Linked DNA regions of Homo sapiens: region 2 is linked to region 1. Evidence: chromatin loops called from intact Hi-C (ENCODE). Cell type or tissue: CD14-positive monocyte. All regions are shown on one strand. Each heading gives the region's core, and the rest is flanking DNA. Links, peaks and the distances in the headings are about the cores only.

Region 1 (6,556 bases), core at 697-5,696:
ATACAAAACAGGAAGTTGGAAAGGAAAAGGGGAATGAATTTGTAATCTAAACTAAAAACTGTCAGGTTTTATGCTTGATGAGTATATCTTTTGTCTTAATTTTGTTTAGAGAAGGAGTAAGTTGTTATTTAGTTATATTTATGGATAAACATTTTGATCAAATTCAATAGAAATAGGCTGGGCGTGGGGGCTCATGTCTGTAATCCCAGTACTTTGGGAGGCCCAGGAAGGAGGATCGCTTGAGCCCAGAAATTCAAGACCAGCCTGGACAACATGGCAAAACCCTGTCTCTACAAAAAAAATACAAAAATTAGTCAGGTGTGGTGGCCTGCGCCTGTAGTCCTAGCTACTTGGGAGGCTGATGTGGGAGGATCACCTGAGCCTGAGGAGGTCGAGGCTGCAGTGAGCCAGGATCGTGCCACTGCACGCCAGCTGGGGCAAAAGAGTGGAACTCTGTCTCGAAAACAAAAAAACAAAACAGCAAAAAAACCCAAATTCCATAGAATTTGGTTTTTATTTTTATTTAATTAAAAAGTGGGATCATCACATTTTAAGTCGATATACAAGTACACTTAAGAGGCCTGCCTTTTTTTTTTTTCAAGAAGTGAGTATTGTTAAATATGTCCTAGTAATTTAACAAACACTGATGTTTATGATTAAAAAAACCCTCTTATGTTTCTATGTTTTGAATTTTGATTTTTTTTGTTAGTGGCTTGATCTGTTATTACTGATATACATTCTCTGTGAACTACGTTTGCTTTTAGTATAAGAGTGGACATTTCAAAGCTACTAGTAGCGTTAAATATTATTTAAGTGGATAAGCAAAAAGAAGTTTACTTTGTGTAATTTCCTCTTAAATTCAATGAAGTTGTGGCTTTATTTTATTTTATTTTTTACAATTCTCTCACGATAGTGTTCAGCTGAAGTTAGTCTCTGTTTTCCTCAGTTGTCCAATGGTGAATATTACTTTATCACCTCCAAGGCTGACTGTGTATGTAAGAATCACAAGATGGTCTACTCTCAGCTGTTGTCTTAGTGATACGGGGCTTTATGAGCTTGCCAATCATTTAACAACTAAAGCAGGAAGTGAATAGTAATGTGTTTGGTCTCCAAGGTGAAAAGTCAACAGACTCCACATTACTGTAATTTTCTTAATGACTGAATCTTTAGCCATAGCATTAACATACGTTGTGTAGTCTTTTTGTTTGTTTTTTTGAGAAGGAGTTTCACTCTTGTTGCCCAGCCTGGAGTGCAGTGGAGCAATCTCTGCTCACTGCAACCTCTGCCTCCCGGGTTCAAGTGATTCTCCTGCCTCAGCCTTCCAAGTAGCTGGAATTACAGGCATGTGCTACCATGCCTGGCTAATTTTTGTATTTTTAGTAAAGACGGGGTTTCAGCATGTTGGTCAGGCTGGTCTCAAACTCCTGACCTCAGGTGATCCACCCTCCTCGGCCTCCCAAAGTGCTGGGATTAACGGTGTGAGCCACCGCACCTGGCATTTTTTTTTTTTTGAGATGGAGTTTTGTTCTTTTGCCAAGGCTGGAGTGCAGTCGTGTGATCTCAGCTCACTGCAACCTTTGCCTCCTGGGTTCAAGTGATTCTCCTGCCTCAGCCTCCCGAGTAGCTGGGATAATTATAGGCACCTGCCACCATGCCCGACTAATTTTTGTATTTTTTAGTAGAGATGGGGTTTCACCATGTTGGTCAGGCTGGTCTCGAACTCCTGACCTCAGGTGATCCACCCGCCTCAGCCTCCCAAAGTGCTGGGATTACAGGTGTGAGCCATCACACCTGGCCCTGCTGTGTAGTTTTGAAAGCAGCAGTGCATAAATAGAAATGTGGACTTTTCAAACAAAATCTTAATCAAGGAACTTTAATGTAGGGATAATAGCTCTCTGGGAACTGGATGTGGTCTGGTGGAGAAACTGCTGGACCAGAAAGTGGACTTAATCATGGGAGAGAGCTTGTGTTAGAAAGAGATAAGCTAGGATGTTTTACCTTGGATAAAGTGGGCAGGGCTTCTCTCTCTGCGTTTTCTGCCACGTTCCCACTCCCTCTGCTCCCTCTTACTCCTCGCAAGTCCCTTAGAAGCCTCTGTCTATGGGGGTGGTTGCTAAAGCTGGGCTTAAAGGCTTTTCTTCTATTATTCTTACAGAATCTCCCTGGAGTAGGCTAATATTATCACCATTTTATAGATGAAGGAACATATGTCACTAGCCCACAATTATAAAGAAAATGGCAAAGCAGAGATTAGAAAATTGTTCTGTGCTTAGTTACCTAAAAAAGGCTCTTGATATTCATGTGATTAATCCCAGAGTAAGTGGTATGAAGGTTCAGAAATATCTGGAAAATTTCAGAAGCAAAACTGTCCCCCTACCTCCATGCATTTTTTTCCCTTTCTTTTTTTCTAAAAAAATTTCAGCGGGAAACTTCCCCATGCTTTCAAAAAACAAGAAAGAAAAAATTTTCTCCCTTTTTCCCATCAAACATTTTAAAAATAGGTTTTTATACCTCAACCCAGAGAAAGTGGAAAATTGGTTATTATTTCAAGATCCAGTATTTCGAGGGTCCTGTACACACACTTAAAACAGTATCTGGAGTCAGGGTTCTGCAGCAAGAAGAAGAAGGAGGTGTGGCCACCAGCAGATGCTAAGTGAACCCTGTGGTGTTCATGTGTCATCAGCAGCATATAATGGCCTCTCACTACCACAGTTCTCTGAGGCCATGAGGAAGGTTGGTTGCCGGGCAGTGCCCTGGTGCTGTGTCATTTAGGACATATGTTTGCAGCCATCTTAGGAAATTTCTTCCTCTCTCACTGTTTCTTCTGCTTATATCACTTGTCAAAATCTAAGGCAAGTAAAAGCAGAAGTTAACTTTATGGCCAGGCATGGTGGCTCACACCTGTAATCCAAGCACTTTGGGAGGCCAAGGCAGGAGGATCAATTGAGCCCAGGAGTTGGAGACCAGCCTGGACAACATAGGGAGATCCCATCTCTACCCCCTCCACCCACCACAAAAAAAAAAAAAAAAAAAAAAAAAAAAGACAGGCAAGGTTGCATGTGCCTGTAGTCCCAGCTACTGGGGACAGGTGTGTGGGGGTGGCACTGAGCCTGGGAGGTTCAGGCTTCAAGGAGCTGTGTTTGTGCCACAGCACTCTAGCCTGTGTGACTGAGCCAGTCCCTGTCTCAAAAACCGAAGCAAAACAAAAAGTAGTTAACTTTTGTAATATTAGACCTCACAAATGAGGGGCTGTGACAAACGCTGAAGAATGTAGTATACTGAATCAATTGTTGATTTATTTCTTATCTTAACTCTATCTGGCACTTAGGTGAGCTTCATCACGTCACAAGTCTCCAAGCCTCAGTGACCTCATTGGTGAAATGGAGCCCATTTTCCTGGTCTTGGCAGGACGTTCTGAAGTATAACTGAGTTAAGAGATGCGAAGGTGCTATATATAGCAGAAGCTAGCTCTATGTTGGACACTTTGTTCTGACCTGGGATTATAACTCAGATTTTTCAGAGGAGGTTAGGATTCCACTTTTTGGAGTTACATTTTAGCATCAGCTATCTACATAACAACATAGAAATGTCCTGACAGAGCAGCATGGTGTTTGGAACTCAGGTCTTGTGTTTCATAGTTGATCATTACTCCAATCTCTCCGAGTTTGTGAAACTGCCACAAAATTACACAAAAACAAAACAGCATCTCACATTCTGTTTGTAAAAGCATCACTTAGTCACCTAGGGCATAATAAATGGAAAGTTGTAGGGCTTAGAAAATGATCAGGTGTTAAGAGAAGCACAGAATGTACTATCATGTTTCAAAGGTTAATAAGCTTTTCCTGTTTCTGTTTTTTTTTTTTCTCTATAGTATTTTACCATCTCACATGACGCTGCTTCTCCAGATGAAGCCGAGATTGAAATGTCACACCGGCAGGATCAATTAGATGTTGTAGAATAGAGAGGCATTTGCTACCTGAACTTAATCCACAGGGCAAGAATGATTGAATGGAGGAGATTGGATATAGGGAGACTCAAGGGTAGAGGAAATCAGTTGAGCATAGTTTAAACAGACACAAAGCAGTATAAATGGTAACTCATGACAAAAAAAAAAAATCAGGGTGAGTGTTTATTATTGTGTATACTGGTTCACTTATTCAATTCTGAGAGACTACAAAGTGGAATAAACACCTGTCACAAAAAGAAATATAGTAGGAAAAGGAAGCAGGTATGTTTTTTGGAAATTCTAGATTTTTGTATCACTTCACAAAAGTGACGAGGAGAAAGATGCAAAACATATTCAGGCTGTAGGATGTCCTATGAGGAAGACAGTAGATGACATGACTGAGTAGGCAACATGATAGCTGTCTTCCTGTAGTTGAAGTCTTGTCATTGCAAGAAAGGTTAGGCATATTTTGGTAGGAATGACAGAGAGGAGGTTTTGACTTAGTATGAGGAGTGGCTTCCCAGTATTTAAAACTTGACAAGCATTGTTGGAGCAGCCTTGCCCAGCTCCCTGCTGCTGGATCAGTGGATATGTACTGTTGTAGAGGGATTCTTGCATTAAATGAGAGGATCTCAGTCACCCCTCTAATTTGCCTTCTCTGGAGCTTTAATTCACCTTGGAGAGGTTTGAAATGTTTTGCAGCTTGTTCAGGCTCAGACCTGAATGAGCTTTGAGGCTCCTTAGGCTTTGATAGAATGATACTTCTCAATAGCATGTACGCACATTGTAGGCCTGGGAATGGTTGCTGGTATATTTAGATTATGGGCAGCTGGTGTTAGCTAAGACATTTATTGGATTAGTCATCCCTAGTAACAATGATACGAAGTGTTTCTCCCGATTGTGAGTTGATATCTGTTATGTTGACTCTTTCAGTTTTATATTTATTTTTCTTTTCCATTCAAACACAGCTTAATGTGAAATCTTCTGGTTGGGAATCTGCTTCCCATGATAAACCACTATTTTTCTAGAGTCCACTGGTTGTTTCTATTTATGGATTTCAGTTTTGAGACATCGATTTATCATAGCTGTGGAAAACTAGCAGAAGGCTCAGAGTAAAGCCATGGAAACCATGAAGGACTAGGAAAACAAAATGAGAACATGTATTCTGGAGAGGTAAGGTTGAGGATAGAGTTTACACCTTTTTTGGCATGCCATTTTTTCCTAGTGCAGCTATTTAAATACATATACCTACATAGATGTTGATTAGCAGGTACAGAACCAACTGTGGTCTACTTGTTTGTGAAGGCTAATGTAGAGGATATCTTCTATCAAGACATGGGCATGAGCATCAAGATGTTCCCATAGCAGGCACTCTACCTTAACAAATCTTCATGGATTAAATTGAGTTCCATGTTAGTTCTAATATGAGCATCATGCTGCCAGTGAAGGTCATTAAACTTTAAAGTGTGTTCCCAGGGAATGCTGTGGCATCTTCATTTGAGAACATATTTTAAATTGGGTAGCTAATTATCTATTTAGAATAAAAGCAGATGAATAATTCTGAGTATGTTGTAAGGACTCATAGAGTTCTTCATTTCACTCATGTGTTTTGCTTGCATGTAAGCAAAGCAACAAATCCACAGTTCAAGGGCGAAGTAACAAATACATAAAAGACGACTACATAGAAAGAATTTCCTCATTGGAAATCTGTTTTCCTCCAATCAAAAAGAATGATAGTCTTAGTTCTGCATGATAAACATTCCTGACAAAAATGACCATCTATATTGCTCACAGTGCCTAGCATGTATGATAACCTGTTGTAGTTTGATTTGGGGGCAGACAGGATAGACTATAAATTTGGGTTTTCTTTAAAAAGCTACTGCATGTAAGACATACTGTTTCAGAACAAATAATGCCAATAGGAATTTATAATTTCAAGTTGGAATATAATTATAATTATATGGTTAGAGAAACTTTCAGTTTCTTTGTTTCTGGCTAATGAGTTCTAGAGCAGATATTTGGTGGTCACCTCCCCAGTATCCATTACTTCCCTTCTCCTAACACCTTGGGGTGGGGGGGATTGACTTCCCTCCCTTCTCAGCTAGGAAGCTTAGGTGGTGTTGATGCCACCACATGCCCTTAGGTGTAGGCTCTGATTGGCTTGTTCTAGTCATATCCCAGCCTCCCTGTCCGCACGACAAGAGCATGTAACACAATCATGCTAATGAGAATGTGAATCCAGAGAAGACTTTCTTTTTCTCTGGAAAGAGACATAAAGGTGTGAAGGCTAAAACTGCTGCATTTTGCTACTAGGAGGGAGAGCCCAGATCCTGTGAAGATGAAGCTGACAAGCTCTCTGTTCTTTAGTTTCCTCTTCTTTAAAATTGGGATGATATAGTACTTTCTTTTACATGTGTTGTGAAATTAAATTGGTTACCTCATGTAAGGTGCTTAGAATATCAAGCACTCAATAAATAATAAAAAGATTTATTCCCCTCCCCAGAGCCAATATAATAATTCTTTCAAACTGAGCCATCTGATTAATTATATTAATTTTTTGAATTAATTTTTTTCGTATTGGCTATATATACAAGCAATCTCTGCAAAATC
Region 2 (5,754 bases), core at 1-5,000, 52 kb after region 1:
TGCTGCAGAGGACACAATTTCATTCTTTTTTATGGCTGCATATATTTCATGGTGTCTATATACCATTTCCATTGTCTGCATTTTACAGATGAGGAAATTAGGCACAGTGAGGTGAGGTAAACTTCTCAAAGTCAGGCAGCATTTGAATCCACGTAGTCTTAACCATAGTTCCATTTCAGTGTGTGAGTAGAGGAGGAAAAGAGGATAGAAGGTAAGTTCTTCATCATTTAAGTTGTAGAGTCCCTTATTAAGACAAAAGCATCCTCCATTGATGGGCATCTGGGTTGATTCCATGTCTTTGAGACCTGCACCTCTTCCATCATCTTCCTCCCAGCTCTGAAGAGCATCTTCTGTTCACTTCAGCTTCCTCTAGTCAAGAGGAAACTCACCATGACGTGCCTTGTTTTGTCATGTGGGTCTACTTACATAAAAAATGTTATTTGGGCCGGGTGCAGTGGCTCACGCCTGTAATCCTAGCATTTTGGGAGGCCGAGACGGGTGGATTGCCTGAGCTCAGGAGTTCGAGACCAGCCTGGGCAACATGGTGAAACTGTGTCTCTACTAAAATACGAAAAATTAGCTGGGCATGGTGGTACACACCTGTAATCCCAGCTACTGGGGAGGCTGAGACTGGAGAATCGCTTGAACCAGGAGGCAGATGTTGCAGTGAGCTGAGATCGCACCACTGCATTCCAGCCCGGGCGACAGAGCGAGACTCTCTATCCAAAAAAAAAAAAAGGTATTTGGAAGTAGTTATGATCTGATTTTTTAATGATTCATGTTGTACAAGGGCAATGTAATAACCTGCATTTGTGTCATACCTGACAGTTTGCAAAGAGCTCACATTATAATTACGATTAACATTTATTGAACACCTATTATGTGCTAAGCTATGTCAAGCAGTTTTATATGGGTTATTTCACTTAATCCTCACAACAACCTTTTGAGGTTGATTTCATTGCTATCCCTATTTTAGAGATGAGAAGACTGAGACACACAAGTGTTTAAGTTTAAGGTCACCTGACTAGTACAACAGGAATTTGACTCAGACCAAAATGACCAACTGTAATGCAGGAATTAGGTTTTCCATTTGTTACAAGGAAATTTTCTTCACATTTCAAATTTAATATGTGGCAATGATTACATTTGAAATGTGATGGAAATATGGGGCTATTGCTGTTTTTGGTTTTATCAGGGACTCTGCACTCTACAACTTGAATGTTGAAGACTATTTACTTTTTTTTTTTTTTCTTTGAGACAGAGCCTCACTCTGTCACCTAGGCTGGAGTGTAGTGATGGGATCTCGGCTCACTGCAACCTCTGCCTCCTGGGTACAAGTGATTCTCCTGTCTCAGCCTCCCAAGTAGTTGGGACTACAGGTCCGTGCCACCATGCCCGGCTAATTTTTGTATTTTTTTTTTTAAGTATAGAGAGGGGGTTTCACCATGTTGGCCAGGCTGGTCTCGAACTCCTGGCTTCAAGCAATCCACTTGCCTCAGCCTCCCAAAGTGCTGGGATTACAGGCGTGAACCAACGTGCCTGGCCAGAACTTTTACTTTCATCAGAAATCAAAACCTCCTCTATTCAACAAGTAATCTTTAATAATTTTTGGGTCTTTTCTCTACCATGCTGTGAACCATTTCTGTAAATAATGATCCCCTCCTTTGCAAAAGTCCTACAAAAGAGGTCAATGGGTGAAGGAAAGAAATGACACATTTCAAAAGATCTGCTTTCCTCTTTCAAGTTCTTTTCTGGCCACTTCTTTTTCCTGTTGTGTAATCAAGCAACTCTCGGTCTGATAAGGCAAGTCTGAACCCTCTTGCTTTGGGTTTTTGGTGGTTGGTCTTTGTTGAGGTGCTGGGGCTGAAATTAGACCAACAACCCACTGGGCAGCATTAAGTTCTGCTTGGAACTTAGTGTACCCTTGATGCTCAGTAAATGCTAATTACCAATGATGATAACAAGGCATATAAATTCAGCTTGTTCTTGCTGATCAGCTTCCCTCTTAGGGGAGGGAACAGACCAGCATGAAGCAGAAATGGTGGCCACTTCCCTGTTTAATGCAAAATTCCTTGGGCACTGTCTGCAGCTCTCGGTCACAATTTGAATAATCAATTGTACTAAGAATAGAGGAACTAATTTAATTTCTATAGTGCTACTGGGATCTGCAATAACTCATTTTATGATGTTATAGTTGCATGCAATTGTCTTGCTAGAAAATGAATAAGTATTTGGAAAATTTAATCCCTTGTGGTGATGCTGTTGTTTGTATGTTGTTTTTAAACCGGCTGAATGACATTCATCTCCCTTAGCCTCCAGAGCTCTTCAGGAAGTCTCTGTGTATAAGTGATGCAAATTTTAGGGAAGTGAGTGCTTTCTGTGCTTCTCCTCTTGCTGTATTTTTGGTATTTTCTGCCTCCTGACTTAACTTGTGGTTTTAGGGACCCATTTCACATTGCTTCTGAGCCTGGAATGTATCTTCTGATATCTGTATTTTCTTACAGCTATAATTTCTGTTATCAAAAAACAGTAAAGGAAGGCTTTATTTCTGAAGCTAAGAGTGAGCCTAGAGATTAAATAAACACATTTCCTAGTAAGTATAAATGTTGAAGTACTAAAATTGCCCAAGTTTTTTTTTTTTTTTTTTTGAGATGGAGTTTCGTTCTTGTTGCCCAGGCTGAAGTACAATGGCGCGATCTCAGCTCACCACAACCCCCACCTCTCAGGTTCAAGCAATTCTCCTGCCTCAGCCTCCCGGGTAGCTGGGATTACAGGCATGCAGCACCACACCCGGCTAATTTTGTATTTTTAGTAGAGACAGGGTTTCTCCATGTTGGTCAGGTTGGTCTCGAACTCCCAACCTCAGGTGACCCACCTGCCTGGGCCTCCCAAAGTGCTGGGATTACAGGCATAGGCCACCATGCCCGGCCAAAATTGCCCAACTTTTAAGTAAAATGATACCAATCTAGAGATCTCTGGGTGATCTATGAATGTGTGAGTGTGTCTTGTTTGAATGTTCAAGGCACACAGCCTAAATGTGTGTGATGAAGTGAATGTGAATTTTATGACCATATGGTTAGTTTAGTTCAACGTTCTCTCTAGGGGCAGTGGTGAGGTGAGTGGCTTCTGTTATGATCTATGCAAGGGTGTAGATGGGCACCCCACTATTCATGTGTAGATGGAGTGTTGTGCTCTAGAGAGGAGAGACCTGCCCTTGGGATCTGGGGTTACTCAGAAGATCTGGGGCTTTGTGATTTTCCGCTGATGTTTGGGCTGGAGCCATGGGAGGTGATTTTTGTACTTATGGAGGATGAATCAGCTCCCAGGCCTGGTTACCTGGAGAACAGGGGATAGTATTTGGAGCATCGTGGGGGTAATTTAGGCTTCTTAGGACCTACAATGGGGAATTTTATGAGTCAGCTTGGCTAGGCTATGGTGCCTAGTTTGCTTGATTAGACATGAATCTAGATGTTTCCATAAAGATAGTTTTATTTATTTATTTTTTAAAGTTTCCATAGTTTTTTTGGGGAAACAGGTGGCATTTGGTTACATGAATAAGTTCTTTAGTGGTGATTTGTGAGATTTGAGTGCACCCATTGCCCAAGCAGTGTACACTGAACCTGATTTGTAGTCTTTTATTCCTCACCCCCTTCCCACCCTTTCCCCTGAGTCCCCAAAGTCCACTGTGTCACTCTTATGCCTTTGCATCCTCATAGCTTAGCTCCCACTTATGGGTGAGAACATATGATATTTGGTTTTCCATTCCTGAGTTACTTCACTTAGAATAATAGTCTCCAATCCCATCCAGGTTGCTGCATATGCCATTAATTCATTCTATAAAGGTGTTTTGTAGATGTGATTATCATTTAAATCAGTAGACTTTGAGTAAAGCAGATTACCTCCACGATATGGACGGGTCTCATCCAACCCATCGAAAGCCTTCAGAGAAAAGACTAAGGTCTCTCCAAGAGAAGGGAATTCTGCCTCTTGACTATCTTCAGACTCAAGGCTGCAACATTGACTCCTGCTAAAATTTCCAGCCTGCCAGCTTGCTCTACAAAATTTGGACTTGCCAGCCCTCACAATCACATCAGCCAGTTCCTTAAAAGAAATCTCTAGCTATGTCATACATCCAATTGGTTTTGTCTTTCTGGAGAGCCATGACTAATACAGAACCCTACTGGATCCTGTGTGGAAACTTCAGCTTGGGTTCTTGGGGCTACTGGAGGAAACTTCACCTGGAACTGTGGGCAGCTATGGGGATTTGTAGTGCAGCTGCCACTTCCAGGGCAGCCTTAAGTCCCTAGTTCACTCAGGCTATGATGCCCTGTGGGTTGTGTATAGGCTTCAGTGGGTTATGGTAGCTCATGTCCCTTTGGCTTTTAAGTCTTATAGGTGACAGGTGAGTGGTTTGTACAGATTGAGTATCCATTATCCAAAATACTTGAGACCAGAAGTGTTTTGGATCCTAGATTTTGGAATATTTGCCTATACATAATGAGATATCTTGAGGATAGGACCCAAGTATAAACATGGAATGTATTTATGTTTCATATATATCTTATACACATAGGCTGAAGGTATATTTTATACCACATTTTAAATAATATTTTGCATGACACAAAGTTTGATTACATTGAGCCATCAGAAAGCAAATGTGTCACTATGTCAGCCACCCATGTGGACGGTCTGTTGTTGTCTGGCATCACCATCATTCCTGACTTTATATGCTACCAATAAGCAATAATTTTCTTATGCACACATAAGTATTTGCCAGTGAAAAATATAACCTACCATTAATATAGGTGTATTAATGTGTTTAGGGTAACTAAGCAGCACAGTGCCATCACCAGAATAAACAACAGCAACAACAAACAATGGCAGGCTTTCAGTTTCCACCTGTGGTGCTATGTTTTGATTAAAAGATTATTGTCCACTGTATTTTTTTTTCAGGTGAGAAGAAATAGCAAAAGCAGTTGAGGGACCAAGTAGTGGGTCCTGTAGGGATAAGGAAGCATTCTGTTGGATGGCTTTTAAAAATGTTCCTTCCAGAATTGCCTACTTCATTAATAAATGGTTTTTGTCTTAGAAGTCTCTGATTTTATAAATTGACATGATTTCTTGTTCTGTTATGGATTCGTCATGTCCTTCAATAAGCCCATCACCCATTTTCACCATGTTTTCTATAGGCACTTTTTCTACAGTGTTAACCATGTCATCTTCTTATCGCTATTTTCACAATCACCTTGATTGAGAACCATTCTGGCTATTTCAAGTCAAGATAGAACAAGTGGAGTCTCATTGATGTTAAAAAAAACTTCTTTGATATCTACTTCCATCTTACTGGCAGACTGAAGGTATGATTTTGCATATGTAAGGAGGTCAGACATCATTTTTTTTCTCACTTGACATTCAGCATCCTTCAAAGTCACCACCTTGTTCATCATCACTAAACATAGTTGCAGGCCAGAGGCTTTGCTAGGCATGCACAACCATGTCTTTAGTCATTGTGTTTCAGGCACTGGCAACAGCATATACGGCATCTTTTATGACAGCTCCTTTTGAAAACCTTCCACATCCATGCCTCTGAACACTGCGGCTAGCATGCTGTTCTATAAAGTGTTTTTATATTTACTCTTCACTCATCTAAGGATACCCTGATCACATGGCTGAATTAATGAAGTCACACTGGGGAAAAGTACATGGCATAAAAATATTTTTGATGAAAAGTTCAGGTGGAGGATGAGTAGAACA

Evidence for each region. Peaks named below come from ENCODE experiments on the same cell type or tissue, not always from the same donor. Only the 100,000 strongest peaks of a DNase experiment are listed, where the experiment ranks them.
Region 2: it touches region 1 in a loop (4-fold over the local background); 2 of 110 quality-filtered maps call a loop at or near these places.

What each region holds. Positions count from the first base shown.
Region 1 is chr13:76,794,393-76,800,948 of GRCh38, reverse strand. The region is part of intron 1 of LOC105370265 (a long non-coding RNA gene); the gene reads left to right. Among named protein-coding and RNA genes, the nearest start is that of KCTD12, 89 kb to the left of the region's middle. RefSeq lists an enhancer at 2,591-2,710. In CD14-positive monocyte, for the core only: no CTCF peak of the experiment used is centred there; DNase peaks (open chromatin) are centred at 1,078 and 2,728; H3K27ac peaks cover 2,212 bases.
Region 2 is chr13:76,742,043-76,747,796 of GRCh38, reverse strand. The region is part of intron 1 of LOC105370265 (a long non-coding RNA gene); the gene reads left to right. Among named protein-coding and RNA genes, the nearest start is that of KCTD12, 140 kb to the left of the region's middle. In CD14-positive monocyte, for the core only: no CTCF peak of the experiment used is centred there; DNase peaks (open chromatin) are centred at 386, 1,776, 2,036 and 2,356; H3K4me3 peaks cover 4,152 bases; H3K27ac peaks cover 4,583 bases.